3 separate regions of the Homo sapiens genome follow, and regions 1 and 2 are each linked to region 3. A link is a loop called in an ENCODE intact Hi-C map of the cell type or tissue named here. Cell type or tissue: PC-9. All regions are shown on one strand. Links, peaks and the distances in the headings refer to the core of each region. The heading gives the core; the rest is flanking DNA.

Evidence for each region. Hi-C counts contacts between places; a loop is a spot of excess contacts. Peaks named below come from ENCODE experiments on the same cell type or tissue, not always from the same donor. Only the 100,000 strongest peaks of a DNase experiment are listed, where the experiment ranks them.
Region 1: it touches region 3 in a loop (9-fold over the local background); 57 of 110 quality-filtered maps call a loop at or near these places.
Region 2: a loop joins it to region 3, with 14 times the contacts of the local background. A loop is called at or near these places in 98 of 110 quality-filtered maps.

What each region holds. Positions count from the first base shown.
Region 1 is chr10:88,397,957-88,406,315 of GRCh38, reverse strand. All of the region lies in intron 4 of RNLS (renalase, FAD dependent amine oxidase), which reads left to right. Among named protein-coding and RNA genes, the nearest start is that of RNLS, 180 kb to the left of the region's middle. In PC-9, for the core only: a CTCF peak has its summit at 4,150; no DNase peak of the experiment used is centred there.
Region 2 is chr10:87,846,278-87,854,636 of GRCh38, reverse strand. No RefSeq gene overlaps it. Among named protein-coding and RNA genes, the nearest start is that of KLLN, 13 kb to the left of the region's middle. In PC-9, for the core only: a CTCF peak has its summit at 3,675 (motif pointing left); a DNase peak (open chromatin) is centred at 3,706.
Region 3 is chr10:88,548,522-88,556,880 of GRCh38, reverse strand. All of the region lies in intron 4 of RNLS (renalase, FAD dependent amine oxidase), which reads left to right. Among named protein-coding and RNA genes, the nearest start is that of RNLS, 31 kb to the left of the region's middle. In PC-9, for the core only: a CTCF peak has its summit at 3,523; a DNase peak (open chromatin) is centred at 3,620; H3K27ac peaks cover 365 bases.

The DNA.
Region 1 (8,359 bases), core at 202-8,201, 150 kb after region 3:
CATATTTGGGGGGTAATCGAGGAAAACTTCCCCAGCCTTGCTAGACACCTAGACATCCAAATACAAGAAGCACAAAGAACATCCAGGAAATTAATCGCAAAAATATCTTTGCCTAGGCACATTGTCATTAGGTTATCCAAAGTTAAGACAAAGGAAAGAATTTTAAGAGCTATGAGACAGAAGCACCAAGTAACCTTTACAGGAAAACCTATCAGATTAACAGCAGATTTCTCAGCAAAAACCCTACAAGCTAGAAGGGATTGGGGCCCTATCTTCAGCCTCCTCAAACAAAACAATTATCAGCCAAGAATTTTGTATCCAGCGAAACTAAGCATCATATATGAAGGAAAGATGAGGTATTTTTCAGACAAGCAAATGCTGAGATAATTTGCCATTAACAAGCCACCACTACAAGAACTGCTAAAAGGAGCTCTAAATCTTAAAACAAATCCTGGAAATACATCAAAACAGAACCTCTTTAAAGTATAAATCACTCAGGACCTATAAATCAAAAATACAAGTTAAAAAGCAAGAACAAAAAATAAAAATAAACCCAAAGCACACAGCCAATAAAGAGCATGATGAATGCAATGGTACCTCACATTTCAATACTAACATTGAATGTAAATGGCCTAAATGCTCCACTTAAAAGATACAGAACTGCAGAATGGATAAGAACTCACCAAACAACCATCTGCACCCTTCAGGAGACTCACCTAACACATAAGGACTCAAAAAAATTTAAGTAAAGGGTTGGAAAAAGACATTTCATGCGAAAGGACACCAAAAGCAAGCAGGGGTAGCTATTCTTATATCAGACAAAATAAACTTTAAAGCAACAGCAGTTAAAAGAGACAAAGATGGACATTATATAATGGTAAAAGGCCTTGTCCAACAGGAAAATATCACAGTCCTAAACATATATGCACCTAACACTGGAGCTCCCAAATTTATAAAACAATTGCTGATAGACCTAAGAAACGATGTTGATAATTATGATAGTTCAGGGGAGTAGGAAATTGAAATAATCAGAGAAGGAAATGAGGTCTGATCTACATCTGCCCGAATTGTATCTGCCAGAATTGTATCTGCACCAAACCAATTAGTTTTACCCACATCTATGAGATTTGAATGTAAATCACTAGATATGCAACATTTGGTTATCCTCACAACTTCAAGAAGGCTACACTAAAATCATCTCAAGGCAGTATTCGGCCCTGTGCTTAAAGATCCCCAGAGAAGGAACATTTCCAACTGCCAGGTACCAGGAAGTTTTTCCTAAGCCTAACTATAATTCTCTCTTCTGTAATATAAGCCCAGATACTACCCAGCTGACTAAAACAGCTGCTTATCTTCATCTGGAGAATATTTATTTGCCAATTTGAAGAATTGTTTTTGTAGTTTCCCTCCACTTCAGCATTCCCTGGGCCAAGTGATCTTAGTTGCCTTAGCTTTGCCTATTTTGTGACCTTTTTGACAGGTTCATGCCTGCCATTCCCAAGTACACTGTATTTCACTTAATACCTAAGAATAAACGAGGTAGAATTTGGGAAGTGCTGAGTCAAGTGTCTGGGTAACCTCCTGGTTTCTCTTTGCTGCAGTTCTTTATTCATCTTGTGTTACCAAGCTTCATTTTTCCACAGTAGCATTATTTTGCTACTTCCTCATAAGTTTAGGATCCATTCTTATATTTAGAGCTTTCCCGTCAAACTTAAGCCATGTTTTCCTCATCTTCTAACTTAAAATTATGTCTCCTGGATACATTACTATTCTATTGTCACTTGGCCTATGACTTAGGGGTTTAGACCTCATTTTAAACTTCTACCTATTTGACGTTAGGAAAATCCCATAGTACTTTTTCAGCAGAATAAAATGTCTGGGGGAAAGAAAAACACCTTAGAGGTGGTAATATCTGAATTGTAGAGAAGTTTACAGAACTCTTTCATTATCCAGATGATGAAACAGGCTTAGAATGATTAAACAATTTGTCCCAGGTCACAAAGATTCTTGGGAACAGAGGCAGGATTGAAACCAAGATCAATTGATTCTCAGTTGCATGCACTTTCTACAATACACTGAAGCCTTTCAACCATACCTCATGTATAATAACAAAGTTAACAAGCTAGGATTGCCGATGAGAATGATATGAAAATTAGAAGTTTAAAGGAATTTAACAGAAAACTGCTTTTGTTGTAAATTCCACAATCTTATCAGTAAATAGTATGGATTATAGAACTAGACTTCCATTTTTTTTGTCCTTTTTTGTTTTCTGTAGGCAAGGCCTTGCTCTGTTGCCGAGGCTGGAGTTCATTGGTGTGATCATAGCTCACTGTAACCTTGAACTCCTTGGCGTAAGTGATTTTACTGCCTCAGCCTTCCAAATAACTGGGTCTTATAGCCATGCACCACCACACACAACTAATTTTTTTTTTATGTTTTATTTTGTAGAGACAGGGTCTCCCTATATTGCCCAGGATGGTCTCAAACTCCTGAGCTCAAGTGATCCTCCTGCATCGGCCTTGCAAAGCACCTGGATTACAGGTGAAGCCCCCAGGCACAGCCCATCCTGTATTAAACTAGACAAATTTATGTATTTTAGTTAGCCAGGAAAAAAAAAAGCTACAAGAATCCTTTAATTAATTAAAATGGGTCCTTCCCACTAAATTGTCTTTTATTTTAAAGCTTATTATATAAATCTTCAAGTGTGTGCAAATATAGAAATTACAGAATATTGAATCTAGATTCAGCAATTGTCAACATATAGTCAACCTTGTTTTATCTATAATCCCAATGTGACCCAAAATTATTTGATGGAAATTTCAGGCATCATATTATTTCATCTGTAAATATTTCAGTGTATATTTCTCCAAGATAAAGGTACTTGTTTTAAACCATAACAAAAGTTATCACAGGCACAAATATTAACAATAATTTCTATTTACCATGTACACCATCACAAAATTAATATCATCAAATAGCCAGCCAATGTTCATATTTCTTTGATCTTCATATGTGCACATGTATATATAAGTTTGTATGTTTGATCAAGATCAAAATAAGGTTTTGTAATAGAAATGCAATTGCAATATAAGTAATTAACTGATATGTCTCTTAAATCTCTTTTATTCTACAGGTTTTTTTTCTCATTTTTCCCCTTGTAATCTTTTGTTGAAGAAACCAGGGATTATTTTTGCCCTGTATGGTTTCTGTGGTCTGCATTTGGCTGAAAACGTCCCCATGATGTCACTTAACATTCATCTGAGTCTTGTATTTCCTATAAATTGATGGTTATGTCCAGAGGCTTGATCAGATTCACTGGGGGCCGTGAGAGACTACTTTATAGTATTGTATTATTCTATCAGGAGATAAGCTGTTATTAACTATTGCTGAGGTCTGTTAATTCATTAGGAATTGCAAAAAATATATTTTACTTTATTCGCTAGAATGTTTCTAAAGAACATTCCACTTGTTAACTAATTGCCCACTTGTCAGTACTTTTGTCAATATCTCATTCGTAACTGCTTGTCTATAGCTTGTACTTTTAGAGATTACTCAGTAACGGTGCAGGAACTCAGGAACATTCTATAAGATAGAATTTTCTAGAACATTCTATAAAATAGAATGTCATCTTTTTACTTAAATATCATTTGGGCTAGATATAAAGTCTCTGGCTTACACTACATTGTCTTCTGCATAAAATGTTGCTGTCAAAAAGTTTGATAATAATCTGAGTTTCTTTTCATTATAAATGACTTGGTCTTTTTGCCTGGAAACCCCAACGATTTATTAGTATTATAAAAAAGAAACTTTTAGCTGTAAAACTATTAAAGTCTCCTAGTTTTGTTAGAGTATGTCTCAGCAATGGCTGTTATTGGTTTTTTTTTCCAGAGACATGATACACTCTTTCAATGTGTAATATCGATCATATTTCTTTTAAAAAACAAGTTTAGTATTTGTTCTGTTTCATTGCTCTGATTTTCTTCTTCTGGAACTCCCATATGTGTCTCTCTGGCATACTTTCATCATCTGTAGAGAAGTTATTCTGCCCTTTCTATTTTGTCTTATAATGCCTTTGTATGGACAGTTTTATTCTGCTGCTCAGTTGGTTTCAGTGAGTAAGTGTTTCTGTACTGTGAGAAGGGAGGTGCGGGCAAGAATAAATTTTTTTGATTCAGAACTCTAGAGCTCCCTCTTTTGAAAGGCATGATAAAAAAATCCTCATTCTTTGAAATGTGCTTTCCCTGCTCCTACCCCATTTTTAACTAGACCCTCTCTTTTCTGTATCTTATTGCTCCAGTCCTATTCAATTTGGATTCTCTTCCCAGGAGTTTCTCCATAGTGTGGAATAGGATCCTGTCTTGTTAGGGGGCTTTGGTTAAATGCTTTTAAGAATTTGTCTGGCCCAGATTGATCTAGCACCATAAGACCTTAATGAGTCACAGACACTGTGCACTACCCATAGTTGGATTAGGCAAAACACCCTCCCAATTCAGCAGCCATGTATGATTTATGCACATACATTCTGTCACCTCATTTTGCTTTAGATGTTGTCTGCGGGCCTTTGATTTTGCTATCTTAGTTGTTCTATTTTTGTAGAATGTAAGTACATCTATACTGTATCTGCCCAGAATTTTGCCCCACATTATCTTTTAAAAATAAGCAAATCAACAACAAAAAGATGATATAAGACATCATTTTGTGTGGTATTTCCAAGTCCTTAGCCATAAAACTTTTAACCTACAGTAGAACTGCAAGAGAATTGCTCATGATAATTCTAACACTTGGGCAATGCAAAATCTTGAACCATCAGAAAAAGAAAGTCTCTGACTAACTTTTAATTTACTAAAAAACTCATTTTCAATAAATAATTAGAACACTCTATTCTGGTGTTTAGTATTTTGACATTCTGAGGCTGTGAATGCTAAGAGTAACTGAGTTCTGTTCAACTAGTCCAATGTTTTCTAGGACCGAATTTCAACATATATGTTATAAAGACCTGTCTCAATATTTATTATGGTTAATTTACTAAGAATATGTTTACTGTATTTAGAAAGAATTTATAACTTCTGGTTTATGGAAAGCATGTTGATTTTTCTTTTTTGTCACATTGATTTTTCAATTGATTTTTCTCAGAATAATCAGAAGTGCATTTCTCTGAAGTGTGTCTTTCCTAAAGGTGAAATTTACCTTACAAATCAATGGCAACCATAAGGTTATGGTAAAAGGGGTGAGTAGGGGGGAAATTGGGAGAACTCCTGGAATTCAACATCCAATACAATTTGAATTATTGTTTTCTGAAGGAAAATTAAAATGTTCATTAAAGGACAGAAGAACTGAATATTATTTAAAAATTATAATATCTAGGAAATAATATTCAATAAATTATATTGAATAGTACATTAAGGAATTTGAGTTACATATCTGTATTTGTAAAAAGTTAAGGTATTCTTCTAAACAAATCTAGGTCACATAGGGGCATTGAAAACTCTCAAAATTGAGAAACAAGGACCCTCCCATAAGCAGCAAAAGTCCTAAATAAGTAGAATTTAATAAATGCCTGTTCCTGATGCTTGGGTACTTAAAATGGCACATCAATAATAAACTCTTAAGTCATTCATTCAAGATACATGTATTTTATATGTCAAGCCCCGTTCTTAACACATAAGGAAGTTAATATGATGTTATCCCTGCATTTGACAAATATGGTCTAGTAGATTAACCAGGAATGTAAACAGATTCATAAAATGTCATATGATATGTTTCAAAATGGAAGCAGCACACAGTAAAGAGGATAGAGATATCACTTCCTAGTACTCACAGAGAGGTGATTAATAAGGTCCCGAAAGATTGGAAGTGTGACAAAGAGGAAAGAGTATATTCAGTGGAGTGAACAGTATATACAAGGGCATGGATGTATGACAAAAGATTGCATTATGTTCAATGTGACTAGACCAGAGAATCTGAGGAGGAAATAAATGAAGCTACAAAGGGAGATCAAAGGAAAATAGGGATTCCTGTATGTCATGCTAAAGAGACTCTATCTTGTAGATTGGTAATTTTCAATCCTATGAAACCCCACAGGTTAATAATGGGCCACTCAAATATATTAAATTCTATTCTCTGGAACTTGTAAATGTTACCTTATAAGGAAGGAAAGGTCTTTATAGATGTGATTAAGTTAAAGATCTTTAGATGGAGAGCTTAACCTGGATCATCCAGGTGGGCCCTGTATCCAGTCACAAGTGTCCCTATAAGAGAGTGGCAAAGAAAGATTTGACAGAAACACTGAGGAGGCAATGTGACCACAGAGTAAGAGATTCGAGTGAAATAGCCACAAGGCAAGGAATGCTGACAGCCACCGGAAGCTGGAAGAGTCAAGGAACAACTTCTCCCTTAGATCCTTCTGGGACAGTGAACCCTACCAACAACTTGGTTTTTACCCAATGAAACTGCTGACTTATAGACTCCAGAACTCTAAGAAAATAAATTTCTGTTGTTTTAAGCCACCAAGTAGCAACCACAGGGAGCTAATACCAACCCATTGTCCTTTTTTAAAAATTGGGATATAATTCACATACCATAAAAATCACCCTTATGTATTCACAGAGATGTGTAACAAGCACCTCTGTATAATTCTAGAATATTTTCATCACGTCAAAAAGAAACTCCATGCCCATTGGTAGTTACTCTCCATTCCCACCTCTGGCAACCATTAATCTACTTCCTGTTTCTATGCATTTGCCTATTCTGGATGTTTTGTATAATACAGTTGTGGACTTGTGTGTCTGCTTTTTTTCACTTAGAATAATATTTTCAAGGATCATCCATGTTATAGCATGAATGAGTACTTCATTGCTTCTTCTGACTGCATAATATTCCATTGTATGGATATACCGTAATTGTTTATCCATTCATCAATTAATGCACATTTGGGTTGCTTCAACTTTTTGGCTATTATAAATATTATTGCTATAAAAATTTTACGAACATTCATGTACAAGTTTCTGTCTGAACATTTCTTTTTAGTTGTCTTCGGTATACACCTAGGAGTGAAATCACTAAGTTATATGGTAACTCTATGTATAATTTTTTGAGGAATTGTTTTCCAAAGGAGTTGTACCATTTATATTCCCAGTGGCAATGTATGAGGGTTCCAATGACACTATATTCCTGCCAGTACTTGTTATTGTCTCTTTGATTTTAGCCATCCTAGGAGGTATGAAATGATATGCCATTGTGGTTTTGATTTCCATTTCCCTAATGACTAATGATGTTAAGCATCTTTTCATGTGCTTTTTGGCCATTTGTTTATAATCTTTGGAAAAAACATCTATTCAGATTTTTTGTCCACTGTTTAATTGGGTTATTTATGTTTTTATTATTGAATTATAAGAGTTCTTTGTGTATTTTAGATAGAAGTTCCCTATTGGATATATGATATGCAAATATTTTACTATTCAATGTGTTGACTTTTTAACTTCTTGTTTCTAGTCTCTGAAGCACAAAGTTTTTAATTTTGATGAAGTCCAATTTATCTTTTTGCCCCCCTTTGGTTGTTTGTTCTGTTGATACCTAACAAACCATTGCCTAAGCCAAGGTCCTGAAAATTTATGCCTGTTTTCTTCTAAGAGTCTTATAGTTTTTGCTCTTACATTCATATCTTTGCTCTATTCTGGGTTGATTTTTGTAGACCGTGTAAAGTAGATATCCACCTTGTATTAACCATGTCTTTTATTTTCTATATTCTGATGTTTTAGTGTCTTGGGCCCTGATGATGCTGGAGGAACTGACCCTTTTAGAGTTAGTCAATTCTTAGATATAGTAAACCACCAGCCCATGAGGATTTCTTTCAAATGCTAATCACCCAATCCAGAGCTTTTAACCTCAACCATCTTCTTTAACCAGCTCTCACACTCTGGGCCACTATCCACCTACCTTAATTGCCTAAGGCCAGGTACCATACAACTAGGGACTTCCCCTATGCTCCAAAGCCCACTAAAATTATTCAAAGTAGCCAATCCTACATCTGCTTACCCTGACTCACTTATTCCTTTCACAAAAATTACAGTTAAGGCTCTTGTTCACAATTTTCCCTTTTCCTCTGCCTCTTGTTGATCCTGGATCTCCCATGTGTGGCCTTCCGTGGTGTGGTGTGCCTCTTCTTTTGGGATCTATGAGTATAACAAACTGTCTTTGCAATGGCAGTCATCTTCTGATCTGTTGGCCTTGCCATGCCCAAATAATCTTAAAAACATGTACGAAAACATGGCTTCATTCTTTTTTATGTAGATATCCAGTTGCCCCAGAACCATTTGTCAAAAAGACCATTATTTCCCCCACTGAGTGGTCTTGGTCCCCA
Region 2 (8,359 bases), core at 202-8,201, 700 kb after region 3:
AAAAAAATTAAAAATTTAAATTAAAAATTTAAAAAACCTCTCTCTACTGTGGACCTGTAGAGGTGACTACTGTGGGACAACACTTAAGATTCTTAGAAGACCTTTTGTCTAGATGAGAGGCAATATCTTAAATATTTTAGAGGTCTTAGCACCAAGTCTCGATAAGATCTTTAACTTGAGGCCAATTCTACAGGCAGGCCCTTGAGGCCATTTCTTACTTTGAGAGTCTTTCTGGCATAAAGAGACTCTGCTTAAAAATGGGATAGTTCCTTTTTTAACACATCTCTGTCTCTTGTGTTATCATCATACATCACTTGTGTATCTTCGTACATCCCTAAAAGAAGCCAATTGTCACTCTGAACATTCAGCCTGAATGTTGCCAAATCCACAAGTTTATTAGGTACACTTTCTGTCTTCTATGTTTTACCATACATCTGACCACAAGGGTTGTCAAACATCTTGCCACTACTAACACCATTTCTCCAACCTTCAATAGCAATTTTCTCACTGCTCTTCCAGCTCTGTTAGAAGTCTTTTCCCCAGACTAAGGAGACATATCAACTAAGAGCAAGTAAGGGAACCTGGATTAAATCTTGGAACAGAAAAAGAACATCACTACAAAAACAAGTGAATTTCATATAAGGTTCGTACCTTGTGCTAATTTCCTGGTTTTGATAATCGTTCTGTGGCTATTAATAAGTTATTGGCCAGGAACAGTGGCTCATGCCTGTAATTCTGACACTTTAGGAGGCTGAAGTGGGAGGATGGCTTGAACCCAGGAGTTCGAGACCAACCTGGGCAACATAGTGAGACCCCGTCTCTTGAAAGCAGGGAATTTTTTTTTTTTTTTTTTTTGAGGCAGAATCTCACTCTGTCAGCCAGGTTGGAGTGCAGTGGTGCAATCTCGGCTCACGGCAACCTTCACCTCCTGGTTCAAGCGATTCTCTTACCTTGGCCTCCCAAGTAGCTGGGATTATGGGCGCATGCCACCACGCACAGCTAATTTTTGTATTTTTAGTAGAGATGGGGTTTTGCCATGTTGGCCAGGCTGGTCTTGAACTCCTAGCCTCACGCAATCCGCCCACCTCGGCCTCCCAAAGTGCTGGGATTATAGGCGTGAGCCACTGTGCCTGGCCAAGACCCCCATCTCTTTAAAAAAAAAAAAAGTTATCAATACTAGGGCTGCTGGATAACAAGTATACGTAAACTCCACACCAGGCCAGGCATGGTGGCTCACTCCTGTCATCTTAGCACTTTGGGAGGCCAGGTGGGTAGATTGCTTGAGCTCAGGAGGTTGAGACCAGCCTGGGCAAAATGGAAAAACCATGTCTCTACAAAAAATACAAAAATTAGCTGGGCATGGTGGTGTGTGCCTATAGTCCCAGCTACTTGGGAGGCTGAGGTGGGAAGATCACCTGAGCCCCAGGAGGTCAAAGTTGCAGTGAGCAGTGATCGCACCACTATACTCCAGCCTGGTGACAGTGAAACCCTGTGTCAAAAAAAAAAAAAAAAAAAAAAATCCATACCATTTTTGCAACTTTTTTCTAAGTCTAGAATTTTTTCCAGGCCACACACGATGGCCCACACTTGTAATCCCAGCACTTTGGGAGGCCAAGGCAGGCGGATCACTTGAGGTCAGGGGTTTGAGACCAGACTGGCCAATATGGTGAAACCCCATCTCTAATAAAAATACAAAAATTAGCTGGGAGTGGTGGCGCATGCTTGTAATCCTAGCTATTTGGGAGGGTGGAGCAGGAGAATCGCTTGAACTCGGGAGGTAGAGGTTGCAGTGAGCCGAAATCGCACCACTGCACTCTAGCCTGGGCAACAGAGCGAGACTCTGCCTCAAAAAAAAAATTCTTTTAAAATAAAATATTTAAAAACCAAATTAGCTAGGCATGGTGGCTCATACCTATAATCCCAGCATTTTGGGAGGCTGAGAGGGAAGAATTGCCTGAGGCCAGGACAACATAGCAAGACCCCAGTCTCTACAAAAAAATAATAATTAGCTGGGCATGGTGGCATGTGCCTGTAGTTCTAGCTACTGGGGAAGCTGAAAAAAGATTCAAGGGAGGGGAAACAGACTCCATCTCCTTTTGGTGGGAAGGGTGGCATGCGTGTAGAGGCATGGAGGAATTGTTGGTGGCCATCTTCCACAATGACCCTAGTCCTATCCCCTATAAATAACCCCCCAAAACAGACCATTTTACGTAGTCCTTCTCTCAGGTCAGTTCTGCCTAGAATATCTGTCATTTAAGAATCCTATCAGCTGACAATTTGATTAGCAACTGAATGTTTTCAGTTGTTTTCTATTTTGCTCCTTAATCTTCTAGTTTGTTAATGTGCTTACTCATCTATTTTACAGCATGATTCTACTCTAGGACTAATGTATTTCCCAAAAGATTCATTAAAATTCAATGAAATAAAACAAAAGTGATAATACATATATATATACATGTGTTTGCATAAATACATACAAATTATCTGGAAGAATAAGAGATGAGATAACACATTCTCTCTGAGGGCAGGATAGAGAGGGAAGGCTTCCAAGGGAGATAAATTTCTCTTTTTATTTATTGTTTTTTATATGGTTCAAAGGTTCTTTACAATGATTATTATATTTATAAGGTAGAAAGGTGATTTCATCCATTAGAATTAAAACTAAAAATATATGTCTATTATCAAGAGAATATTAAATAACCAGGAAAGAAGCTCGATTCTAATTGTATTTTAAAATAAATGAGCACCCTAAAGAATTTCCAGAATTTAAGCGTAAGGGTCTGTTTGGTGTTTGCTGGACAATAGAAATACATGGGAATATCTGCCATAAATGGTACATAGTAGAGATGTGTGGTAGACAGGCTGTATCTTATCCTGAATACCCTCTCTTCCCCAGATCAATGGTCTTGACCAGATCTATTTTTTACTCTTTGTACTATTTAATAACTTTTGCTGCTCAAAGAAAATGTCCTCGAAAAATAATCATATGACAGCACAGTACCCCCATCTTCTTCCATTCAAGAGAGTGGCAGACTGCTTTATCATCCAGTGCATAAGAGCTAGAAAAAAACTTCATAGACCCGCTAGTTTACCAATCTCATTTTACAAATGAAGAAACTGAGGCGCAAAGGGTTTACATGCCCCAGATTACACAGCAACTCAGTGAGGGATCCTCAGTTGGAGCCCGGAGAATTCCCTGATATACCCTATCAGTGAATAAAGATGGTAAGAAAGTCTAGCTTGTATAGAAACCTAAATGAGTTAGTTAGAAATTTGACTAGAGATGGTTTTTAATGACATTTTCAAGGCTTGGAAAGGAGTGAACAAAGAAAACAAGGAGATTGCTTAAATAGAGATGATAAATAGGGTTTGGGATGGAGAAAAACAAGGATAAGTGAATGAATGATTCCCGATGTTCACTCTCTAACCTTAAGTGCCTTGAAATTAGCCCATGACGCTAAATACCTTAAGGATCAAACATTAAAACATGAATAGCCACATGTTGCAAATTTGTTTCTCCTCCTTAGTTCCTAAGATTACTGGGAGAGTGTCTTTCAGACAAGAATATAAAGGAGGCAGCCGTTACATGTGGACCGCAGACAGAAAAGGGACTGTGAGGCCCGTGCTCTTTTGAAAGGAAGGAAACACCAAACCCACATGGAGCAAGGAGAACGCTGCCACCTGCTGAAGAGTTGGAGTCAATGAAAATGCTGCCATGCAGTTACAGTCAGCACCTTCATCATGGCTCAAAACCAGTTAGAAAACCTCTTTGCAGTCTGAGGCAGGTCAGTGCTGAGAGAAAGCTTAATTCTAGATTTCATCAGGCCAATGTGTGCTGGAGAAAGGTTAGTTTGTCTCTGGTAAGAGGTGGTAGAGGTCTGCATATCTGCTTCTCTTTCTTGCACAAATATTTATGCTTATTAGCTTTGAATTTTTTCCCAAAAGCTAAATCTCAAAATACTAACATATTCTTGGATGAGTCTAGATAAAAATGATATCAGAAAAGGCAATACAAGGAACTTTATTCAAGTAATGCATGCACTAAGTTAAAAATTCTCCAGGGCTCACCACTATCCTTCCCCAGATAAGTGGCTTCCCCCCGCCCCCACCAGCTTTCCATTTCTTCCTCTTCTATTCATGTACAAATATACACACACACACCAAGGACAACTGCAAGAGAGGGCTGGGAGAAAGTTGCCAATCCTTTGTATAAGGCCTCAGTCTTTCCCTTTTCGTCCATCGTTCCACTCTCCTTTCTCCTGCCCTCTCTTGCCATTCTTTCTTCCAATCCCTATTTTTCTCCTCTTGACCTCTATCTTTCAAGATTCCCCTTATTAATATACAAGAAACTGATATGGCTGAGAGATCCCCTGGGAAGGTGATATATACAGGACTGCCAAGTTACACAACTGCAAGGGCCACAAGTGATATCATATGTGATGCTGTTGTTTTGTACCTTTTGATTTTTCAACCACATAAATGTGTAGTAGCTTTAATTTATATTTAAATCTTTTTGAATCTGACCTTGGTCCCCAATGGTAGACCACTGTTTAATTTCATGGTTACACTAAATAATAAAATAAAGCAGTTCTAGGCCCTGCCCAGTTATAAGTCTCTTATTAAACAATGTTTTAAGATCAATAGAATAAGTTCAAAAAATACTCCTATTGTGATTTAGATTTTTCTCTCTTGTAGGAACTTCAGAAAGAATACCATAGAAAAACCTAATGTCAGAACTAGCTTAGGAGGGAAATTTTATCTTTTCTAAATATAATAGAACAGTTCCCTTTTGTAGATTTTTGTTACTTAATTGTACTAAATGTACTACTTTTTTTTTTTTTCTTTTTTGAGACGGAGTGCCCAGACTGGAGTGCAGTGGGGCAGTCTTGGCTCACTGTAACCTCTGCCTCCCGGGTTCAAGCGATTCTACTGCCTCAGCCTCCCAAGTAGCTGGGACTACAGGCACACACCACTATGCCAGGCTAATTTTTGTATTTATAGTAGAGACAGGGCTTCACCATATTGGCCAGGCTGGTCTTGAACTCTGAACCTCAAGTAATCCACCTGCTTCAGCTTCCCAAAGTGCTGGGACTACAGGTGTGAGCCACCTCACGTGGCTTAAATATTTACATTTATTAAAGAAGGTACAGGTTTGCATTGCAGGGAACCCTAAAGAAAAATGAAGTCTCTAAGTAAAGTCATGGTACTTGAAAATTAATCTGGGAATATTTCAAATCCTTAACATAAATTTTATGAAGTCAGGGAACTGGGAGAAAGCTAATGGATAGAAACAGACCATTTTCAGAGAAAAAAAAAATAACCTCATTTACATACATGGCTCTGAGCCATAAGTCATTTCTGAAATTTCTTTTCTGGACATGGCATCTTTGTCTTGGCTAGCTCCCAGGGTGCAGCCCCAGGCCATTGGCTGCTGCCACTCATAGGACCACTGTTTTCCTACCTCACCTGTTGAAACAAGTAAGAGGGAGGACTTAATTAAGGTGTGCTTTATTCTTGTGTTCTTGTAGACTTGTTCATTGTAAAATAGGATTTTCTGCATTTCAAATCTTGTTTATTTTACAATGTTGTGGCATTTGTCCTATTAACTGGTCAACTTTTCCTTATGACTTGAATTTGGCACATTAAATGTTCTCACTCTTTTCAAGTAGAATTAAACTGAGTCCTGCTTGAGAATGGCCATTACTCTGTTTTTGAAATGTACTGTCCTTTGCAACTACATCCAGAAATCTGCAAACCAGAAAATGTTTGCCCTTATTCTTTTTTGTCCTTTACCTTATTCAGGGCAAACATTTTCTGGTTTGCAGATTTCTGGATGTAGTTACCTTGGTGGTTTAGTGGGCTTGAGTTTGTTTCAGAAGCTGAGTCAAGGAATCCTGACCCCTAGTTCTCCCAAACTGCACAAATTATTTCTAATAACCTTCTCCAGTAGACATCTGTTTATTTTGCAATTAATAGAGAGTAAAGAAGGCCTTAAAGGCATTTGTGCTTTAGGGCACTCAATGTAAATGAATTACGATGCTGTCTTTGTATAACATCTTGGTTGATGGTAGACTAATGATGCCCTTTAAAGAAAGAAATGTGAGAATCATGAATAAAAATACTTCCAGAAGTTGTCAAAAGCCACATTATAGAAAGAAATTTGGTGTCTCATAGAACACTGATGGATTACTACTCATTGCTCACCAGTTATTTAAATAAGGCGACCAAGGGATTTTTCCCAAATATAGAAGATTGCTATGACTTACATATATGGACAGAGGGACTGTTCCTGAGTCCTTGAGAGGCACAGCAATGTCCTCAGTGATGTGACTTCAGTGAAACAGTTACACAGCTTAGGAGACTCCAACACAAGCAATTCCACTTTTGGGTATAAACATCAGAGTAGTGGTCTTCAAATAGGAGAAATAAGGTTCTTAGTTTCAAGAGAATCAATTCCATAACTTCCATATACACTTTCTCCTAAATCTGATGTGCCTCAGAACTAGTGTAGTCAAGTGGACCTAGTAGTTCCTTGTCCCCATTTCCCCTTTCACAGTGCCCTTTATCCCACTTTAAAAGAGAACAGAATACCCCTCTCCATCTGAATGCTGAAACGATGTACTGCCTGAAAGTGTAAAAACCTGCAAGGAGCTAAAGAGATCATCTGCAATAATGATATTGCTGCTAAGTAGCTGAATAATTTTACCAACAAACCCTTTTAAAAGTTAACCTGTTTAACATTAATTTTTTTTCTGGTAAATTGAAGGAGAACCTATTGAAACTATTCATTGAAAAATCATTACAAATAAGATCACTAAGTGATGTATGACATATAATTTGGGAAGCTTTCAAATAAATGAGTAACACTGCTAAAACACTTCCTTTCACTCACCATCTACTTATGTGAATAATATTACTCAATGTTTACAACATAAAAGCAAAAACTAGGGATAAATGATCTAATGCTGAACTTGTCTCCTTCTAGGAATATATAAAATTCATTTGTGATATATAAACCAATTTTTTAAGCCCAGTTGATTTTTTTATATTTAATAATTATCAAAATTTAAAAGTATTTATTTGATTATACAAAAATATTAATGATAATTTGGAATAATTTTTAACACTGAGGAGCATTATGGTCCAGAAAATTTAACACAATTTAAATTTTTATAAAATTTGTTGCATGGAAATATGATACAGTCATCATCAATAAAAGATATTCACACATAATATATATTACATCCAAATAAAAATCTGTATCAGAATTGGAAAAAAAATTCAAGTTCAAAGAGAAAAAAGAATGATGTAAAATTTCCCATTGTAAAAAATGCTTGTTCGTTTTTTTAATGTTTTGATGGGCAATGGCAACAAATTACTATGGTATTTATGAATATTGGATACACTTAAGAATTCTACTTTAAATGTTACATAGGCCAGGCATGGTGGCTCACGCCTGTACTCCCAACACTTTGGGAGGCCGAGGCGGGTGGATCACCTGAGGTCAGGAGTTCGAGACCAGCCTGGCCAACATGGTGAAAACCCGTCTCTACTAAAAATACAGGTGAAACCCTGTCTCTACTAAAAATACAAAAAAAAAAAAAATTAGCAGGGCGTGGTGGCGGGTGTTTGTAATCCTAGCTACTCGGGAGACTGAGGCAGGAGAGAATCGCATGAACCCGGGAGGTGGAGGTTGCAGTGAGCCAAGATTGCGCCATCGTACTCCAGCCTGGGCAACAAGAGCAAAAACTCTGTCTCCAAAAAAAAAAAAAAAAAAGTTACATAACTAGGAAATTACTTCCTTTCCACCTACTTAAACTTAGAATAAAAAAGTTCAATTCTAACTCTACCATGTGTATAGAGGAAAAGTTTTTCCAAATTGTTTGTGGGATAAGCTAACAAAAAAGTTTAAAGACCCCTACTCTAGCAAAACTTTCATATATTGAAAGCAGAAACATATAGGGAAATTCATGGAAATATTATTTAAAACAGCAAAAAATTAGAATCTAAATGTTCCATATAGATAAATCAAATGTGATATTTTCATATGATAAAACATTATACAGCAGGTTAAACAAATAAATTAGATCAACTTATCAACATGGAAATTTTGCAAGCTTTATCAGATACTAGTTAAATCTGATTCTCAGAATTACATTGGGCTCATCCTTCTTTCATTTCCCATTCCTCTCATGACAGAGAAACCCATCCAAAAAGTACAATAGGTGTGACATTGCCCAAACTTTGGCCCTGAAGCAGAGAACCCTGAGTGGGTATGTAACATCATCATATCGCAGTTCTAATCATGAAGGCTCCATAGTTATGTAAGGTATTTTAATGACTACACTTGCTGGGAGTG
Region 3 (8,359 bases), core at 165-8,164:
TGAAATGATGGTACATGCTGAGGGAAGAGAAAACAAGATAGGAGAAATAGAAAATGACAAGGAATACTCTTGTATATAGTGTGAGCAGGTCTGTGACAAGGTGATTTTTAAACAGTAGACACCTGAAGGTAGTGAAAGTGTAAACCAAGAGAATCTCTGGAGGGATATCCAAATAGAAGTTCCTTGGAACAAGTAGGAAGGCCCCAAGCAGTGAGAAGTTTTATAAGGCAGCCAGTGTGGCTGTCATGCAGTGTATATGAAAGGGACAGTGGCAGAAGATGAGAGCAGAGAGGAAGCAGGAGGCTCAATTAAATAGGGCTTTGTGAACTGTGATAGAGACATTGGATTTTACTCTCCATCAGATGGGAAGCCATTTCAGGAAAGACCTTATGTGACTTAGATTTAGGGATTATGAATTTACCTTGCTGTTGTTTTGGAAGTTAGACTGTAAGAGGGCTGAGATGACCAGATGAACTGATGTTGTCAATGCAGAGACCAGAAATGATGGTGGCATGGACTACAGCAATACTGGTGGTACATTGAGCAGTAGGTGCAATCCAGATGTACAAGGATCCCTCATTTTTGCATCAATTCTAAAGGGTTCAGGTTGCTACAGACACTTGATTTCAAAAGTATGGCTGCCAGGATTTGCTGATGTATAGATATGGACTGTGACAGTGGTTTCCAGAGTGAAATCACTGTTTTGGGATTGAATAATTGCAAAAACAGAGTTGTCTTCTACCAAAGGGAGAAAACTGAGGGAGAAGTAGGTTTGTGAGGCAGGTAGTGAACTGGGAATCAAGAAGAGAAATTTGGTCTTGGATTGGGTTTGAGTTGCTTAATAGAGATTCAAGTGGGAATACTTATGCAGTTGAATATAGAAGGTTTCAGGAGCAATGTCTGAGCTGGAGAGATATATTTGAAAATCATCAGTAGAGAAATAGTATTTAAAGCCATGGAACTGGATGAGGTCCAAGATTGAACCCAGAGAAACTGCAATGTTTGGAAACTAGAAGATTAAGAGGAACCCCAAGAAAGACTGAGAGGGAGATGCCAGTGAGTGAGGGGGAAAACCAAACATGTATGTTGTCCCATAGGCCAAGAAAGTGTTTGAAGAAGGAGGAAGTCATCAGCTGTACCAAATACTGACTATAGTTTCATCTAAGAGTTGCCCATTGGATTTCGCAATGTGGAGGGTGTGTCAGTCCATTTCACGTTGCTGTAAAGAAATACTTGAAGCTGGAAGAGATATATTTTGGCTAACAGTTCTGCGGGCTATACAAGCATGGCACCAGCAGCTGCTCAGCTTCTGGTGAGGCTTCAGGAAGCTTTTAGTCATGGTGAAGCGTGAAGGGGGAACTGGAGCATCACATGAGGAGAGAGGGAACAAGAGAGAGATGCCAGGTTCTTTTAAACAACCAGCTGTCATGTGAGCTCATTACATAGGGAAGGCACCAAGGCACTCATGAGAGATCCGCCCCCATGACCAAACACCTCCCACTAGGCCCACCTTCAACACCGAGGATCACATTTCAACATGACATTTGGAGGAGACAAACACTGAAATCATGTCAGAGGATAAAGGTGACATTGACAATAGCAGTTTGTATGGTATGCTGGGAATGAAAGCCAGATTGGAGAAGGCTCAAGAAACAAATGGGAAGGGAGGACACCGAGACAGTGTGTTTAGACCAGTGTTTCTCACTTTTTCATGATCACCTCCTTAAAGAGCTTTCTTAGACATTTTTTTCTAATCCTCCCCTCTCCATGAAATTCCAGTATCACAGGTATACTTTTGTTATGTATTGTATATATATATCTATGCCTTACATATACAAAGAGCAAGTAATTTTTGCCTGAAAGAATTAATTTTTGACCTTCTGGAGTGATATCACTCCTATTGAGAATGGCACGGAATAGACAATTTTTTAGATGAGCTTTTCTGTGAAGCAGGGCAAATAATTAGGCTGTTAGAAGATGAGGTTGGATCAAGTTTTTATTGTATTGTATTGTATTTTTAAGATAGGATACATTATAATATGTTTAGGTGCTGATGGAAACAATCTAGTAGAAAGGGGAAAATTGATTATGTAGGAGCAAGATTGAACAGTTACAGAAGTCATGGTCTTGAATAAGAGACAGAGGATGGGCCTCAGATGGGAACCAGACAGTTCTCCCAAAATAATACACAAAGGAGGGCAGAGCACATCAACACAGATAGATGATACTTTTGGAGGTGAGGGCCTGTGGAAGTCCTCTTCTGCTTGATTTGTTTTCCCAGAGAAACAAGAAGCAAGATCATCAGCTGAGATTGAAGAGGGGCTGAAGACGTTGAAGATTTGTAGAGAGAGGGGAAGTGTTCTGTGGTCATGTAGTGGGGGTGAATTGAGTAGAATATAGTAGGATAGCTAGGCAGCACTAAGACTCAATTCAAATTAGTGATCATAAGTTTAAACTGCAATCAGTCAATATTTTTCCCCTCCACGACTTGATCTTCTCTAAGCACATTACATACTTTAAATATTTGAGTGAATGAATAAATGAATCAAAAAGTTAGTTAATGCTATTTACGCTGCATACATGTAAGATTTTTTCCATTTACTATTTATATGTTTTCAATTGGAATGTTTTATACAACAAATGTTAAAATTAAGGACTTCAAATAAGAACATAGAATAACATGCCCAAGTTCAGCTTTTTTTTTTTGGATCAAACTAATTAAAATCAACAATGATTTCAACAATGATTCAGTGCCTTTTTTCTTTTGGTTGGTGATGTTGCTCATTGTGGGCGAAGTATGTAAAACTGACAACTAATTTTGAATCTTTCCATATATATTTTTATAAAAAAAGGAAACTAAAAGTAAATGGTAGTTTCTTTCAGGATGTGGTGTTCATTCTTTAGAAATTGTGAACTCTGCTTAAAACATTTATGTATCCATTTATTTTTTCAATAAATATTTTCTTAGGATCTCTTCTCTTACCAGTCACAGAAAAGACAAAACTGAATAAAGCATGATTTCTACCTTGAAGTATATTATAGGCATCTGGATGTTTTTCTAGTTTTTAGACGAGGTGGGTATATGTTTCTTTAGCGTACATAGAGGTAGACTTGAACTAATATATTTAAAGAACCAGGCTTCTATGTGGTACAATGTAGAATTAGCATTAATAAAGACGGAATGTTACGAAATTCATAAAAGAAAAAATTCAAACACATTAGTAAATTTAGTGCATTATATATAAAATCTTAATGGTAGGGTCTCTGCTCCTTTACTAGGAAGCAGTGTGCTCATGGAGACTGTGCTTTGTCATGACTACAATTGTGTACTATATAAAATCTTAATGAGAGATTACCATTAGATTCTTAAGATTGTTATACTTCTCTTTTTCAAGACCATTTGGTGGTTTTGAGAAGTTAAGAGCTTTATAAGCCTGACAGTACTTGTGATTCAACCTTCTATTGAGGCCAAGTGGGGACCTGGAACTCTCAGACTGCAGGACACACAGATGAACAGCATGTGGCAGTGTTTAAATGTTCTTCTGAAAGCCAATGCCACAGGCTTAAGACAATTTAGGGCAGTTCTCTGTGATGATTGCAAATGCATCCCAGGATTATATTTTTCTTTTATATTGCTATGTGTCATGCTTTGTTTGCCAAACAGAAAGAAAATGAATAGGCAGTTTTCTGGTGCAATTCTTAGTAAACAAATTGTCAAAATGAACTCCATCCATTGCTTAAGAAATACATAAACACAATTTAGTCACTGGATGTGTCTGTATGTAGGTTGTTCCTATGGAGAATTTTAGTTTGACCCATGTTTTTGTTTGTCTTTTTGAAAATTCTGATAGACTAAGGTTCTCTTTGTTTTCATAATAGTCCCTATTCCCCCTAAAATAGTAAGCTATCAAATTACCGAGGTTTTATTTGTATAAATGTAGTTGCACATATCTAACTTAATAAATTGTGAATTGATTTTTATCATGACTTTAAGTCATAGGTATTATTTGAATGAAAGAAAACTAAGCTGTTGGGTTATTTTTACAACGTTCATAGAGAATTTTCTTTCATGTAGATTTTTTCCATATAGCATATACAATAGAATACATTTTAAGCTATTCCCTATATATGTGTGTGTATATGTGTGTCTGTGTGTATAGTGTGTATGTATCCTCATCATAGTCCTTCACATTTTAAGATGATAGCACTCAGTGATTGAAATCTTTATATAATAATATAATTGAGGAAAAATCTGTGAACACAATTGTCATTATCAGACAATAGATTTATAAAATATTTTAATCAGTAACTGTTGTCCTTAAGCATGAATATCCTTACTACTCTTCTACCTTTTACATTTGCTGTTATCGCAAACACTTTGCTTAGAGCAAATGTGATTCCTTATTGCCCAAATGCTTATTGCATTCCAATTTATTATAATACACATACATCTGTTCAGCACTCACTGTGTTCCTGGAATTGTCCCAGAGTCTGGGCTTCCATCCTTTAATGAGACCTAGCCTAGTTCTTAAGGAGCTCACAGTGGGAAGACATGTCTGTTGCACTTATCTTCTAGTTGCTTCTGAGCTTCCCTGCTTTGTTTACAGGTTGGCTTTAGGGCAGCCTCTGCTCATTTCTTCTGCCTTTCTTACCAGTTCTGGCTCTGCTGCTTGTTAGCTGTGTGACCTTGGGGACAGTTACTTGATCTCTCTGAGTCTCTGATTCCTCTTCTGTGTAATGAAGTGATAAGTCCTACCTCATGAGGGCATTTGGGAAGATTAATAAATAAGATAATGTGTTAAAGCATCTAGTAAATTGCTGGCATATGCTAAGTGGTCAATGAAAGAAACTGCTGCTGCCATTTGACTTGTGTTCGTTATGTGCCTGGCACTCAATTGCTAAGAAACAAACTTTAGTTCGTTTTCATTCCCTTGCTGCTGCACTTTCTTCAAACACATCGTCAGATGGGAATTTAGAACTAGAGTAAATAACAATAGCTCCAACTTATGAGTACCCATTATGTGCTAGATATTTTACTGGTTGGTAACAATTCTTAAAACAACCCAGCGTTGTTATTATCCCCACCATATAGAGCAAGATGGGAGAGATAAAAGTGACCTTCTAACCCTGCAAAACTACCCACCAGAAGAGCCAAAATACTGACTACAAAGCTTGTGTTCTTCTTCTTTTTTTTTTTGCAACCAGTCATTTTCTCCAGTCTCTTCCAATTCTAAAATATTTTAAAGATTTTTTGAAAAATTCATGTGTATTATGATCACAAGCACTAGATGTTTTCATTTGAGCACAAACTCCAAAGTAGGAGCAGTAGAAGTTTTCACTTGAGCACCAATTCAAATCCATATGCCCAATGATGTCATTAACAAGTTAAAAATACAGAAATACGCATTTTCATAAATAAGTGTGACTATTAGTCCATGGACAGGCCGAAGTTCCCTAAATAGTTCTCAGATCTTGCCATCCACATTAGTTGATTTTTCTGTATCAGCTGAAAGCAGAATTCTTTTTAAAGGGGGAAGCAGTGGTTTCTTTCTTTAGACTTTTGAAAATATTAAAAAATTTTAGATAAAATTGACCATTTTGATTTTTAATAAGAGGTTTGTTTTGATATTTTAACTTTAGACATATGAGGCAAATTTTGAAAACCTATGCTGGCTTCAGTAAAGTAGTTTTTTGGCTTTTCTTCTATATCTTGGCCTGGGTGGCCTGGGGACATCAGGCACGAAGAAGAGACGGCGCAGTTAAGGAGGTGGACAGCTGATCCATGTGGTTCACTTGATGAGCCATGCCTTCTGGGTTTAATATAGCAAGAGTTCCTGATTTGAGAAAGGGGAATTTGCGGGTGTGTATTTTCTTTGGAAAAACTGAACAAACTATAAAATTGAATCAGAATAATTATAGTTCTATATAGAATCCTAAATATCAGCCTCTAAATGGTTACCTCGGGCAAATGCCAATCTATCTGGACTTCATCTTTCTCCTCTGTAAAATGAGACCATTGAACCCTAGATCTCTAAGATCCCTTCTCAATCTAAATCCAATCTAAAATGATTCTCTGAAGAGGCAGGCATATGTGTGTGTGTAATTGCTGTTTGAAGTGTGAATTAGTTAAACACAAATTCATAGGATGTAGATATCAGAAAATGTGTTTATAAAATGTTAATGTGGGTGAGTGAGAGAGAAATATTTTATTGTTGTTTATAAACACCTTAGTTAACACATTTACACCTTTGCTGAATACATTAGATTTTGGGGGAGGAAACAAAAAGGCTTATATTCAAACCAGGATCCAATTGGATTTTAAAAAATGGTTAGTTTATTTGTCTTTTTCAACCACTGAATTTGAGTTTCTTGAGTCTTTCTCTATCTCTACCACTTTGTACTTCCCCAAGTAAATATTTCTTAAATGAATGAATTATTAATTGAATGACAAAATCCCCGTTGTACTTGATTAAATATTGCAGACAAATAGGAGAAAATTAGATTCCCTCAATTTGTACTCTTCTGTGGCCTCAACTATTCCATCACCTAATATCTACATAAGTTACATTGAAGGAAAAAAAATCAGTTACCAAAGGAAAACAAATTCCTTTTATCCTGTCCCTTCACTGACCTTTCATTAAGAAAAGTAAACTATAATATCTTTAATGTCTAGCAGAATGATTCTTTGAAGTTTTATAAACATAAATAATCTTTATTTCTGGTAAGCAGTTTTATTTACACAATAAAACTACTGAATGAAATATAGTAGAAATTTGGATAGGACTTTTCTCCTGGTTTGTTTTAAAAAGGCATACATAAAGTAACAAGAAAACATAGCAACAACCCCCCAAAACTTTAGAGATTGTATGTGTATGTGTGAGTGTGGGTGTTGTCTTGGAAGAGGAATGGGATTTTAGTTATTTGTACATTCTGTGAAGCAAATCATGAGTTTAGTATTAAGTGGAGCAATACATTTCAACATTAGTTGTTTTAAATCTAATAATATTTTATACATGGAGAAGTTTTAAAAAACAGATTTCAATTTGTGAATATATAACAAATTAAACAACTTCTTTTTCTGGGCCTCAACCTCCTTAACTATAACTCAGAGGACTAGGATAAATGATGTTGCAGATTTCTTTTAGCACCAAGCATTTGCTGATAGTGTAAATTAACTGATCAGTCGGCTGTAATACTGGCTTTATAGTTTTACTCTAGTGTGGCATTCTTCTACTTTAAATTCATCTCCCTGACACTGCTTTTTTACCGTGTTCTATTCATCTCATCTAGAAAAGAATTTATTTATTTATTTTTAGAAACAGGGTCTTACTGTGTCACCCAAGCTAGAGTGTAGTAGCACAATCATAGCTCACTGGGGCCCTGAACCCCTGGGCTTAATTGATCCTCCTGCTTCAGCCTCCCGAGTAGCTGGGACTATAGGTGCATACCACCACGCCTGACAACTTGTTTTTTTTTTTTTTAATTTTTTGTAGGGACAGGGTTTTGCTGTGTTGCCCAGGCAGGTCTCAAACTCTTGGCCTCAAGTGATCCCCCTTCCTTGGCCTCCCAAAGTGCTAGAATTGCAGGCATGAGCCACCATAAAATATTTTTTTTTTAGTTTTACTTTTTGTAGTTTACTTTATGAAAGAATTAAAAATAGGAAGCAAATTGGACATTTTAAAAATAATATTTTTACATGTATTGGCAAAATTTTTGTATTTTGAAATGTGGAACCAAGTTTTAGGAGATGAGACAGTATAGCACTACAACTATATGACAAAAGCTGTAGCTTGTTCCTGTGACCCAATAGTCCTTGAGGCATTCAAAGGGATTTTTCACATTGAATACCATCTGTTACTTTCTATCCATTCAGTCCTGCCAGTATCACTCCACCAAATGTGAAATAAGAGACATTACCTAAGCTGTTATGCTATAAATCCATGTGTATCAGCCCACTCTCCTTATTAATGCCTCTGTGTCAGCATATCTAAATTCATGTTGATACTGTTATAATGTGACAGTTTTGTATGTATGCTTTATTTTTATTTTTTGCAAGATACAGATTTATTCAGAATTATAGAATTATGGAAAACTATAATATACTCTATTATACATAGGGCTACATATATGTACACACAAATATATGGCCATATATATTTAATATATATGTATTAAATATAATATATATTATATATAAATGTATATATGTATTAAATATTATATATATATATATGTATATTTTGAGACAGAGTCTCGCTTCGTCACCCAGGCTGGAGTGCAGTGTTGTGATCTAGGTTCACTGCAACCTCCGCCTCTCGGGTTCAAGCAATTCTTGTGTCTCAGCCTCCCTAGTGGCTGA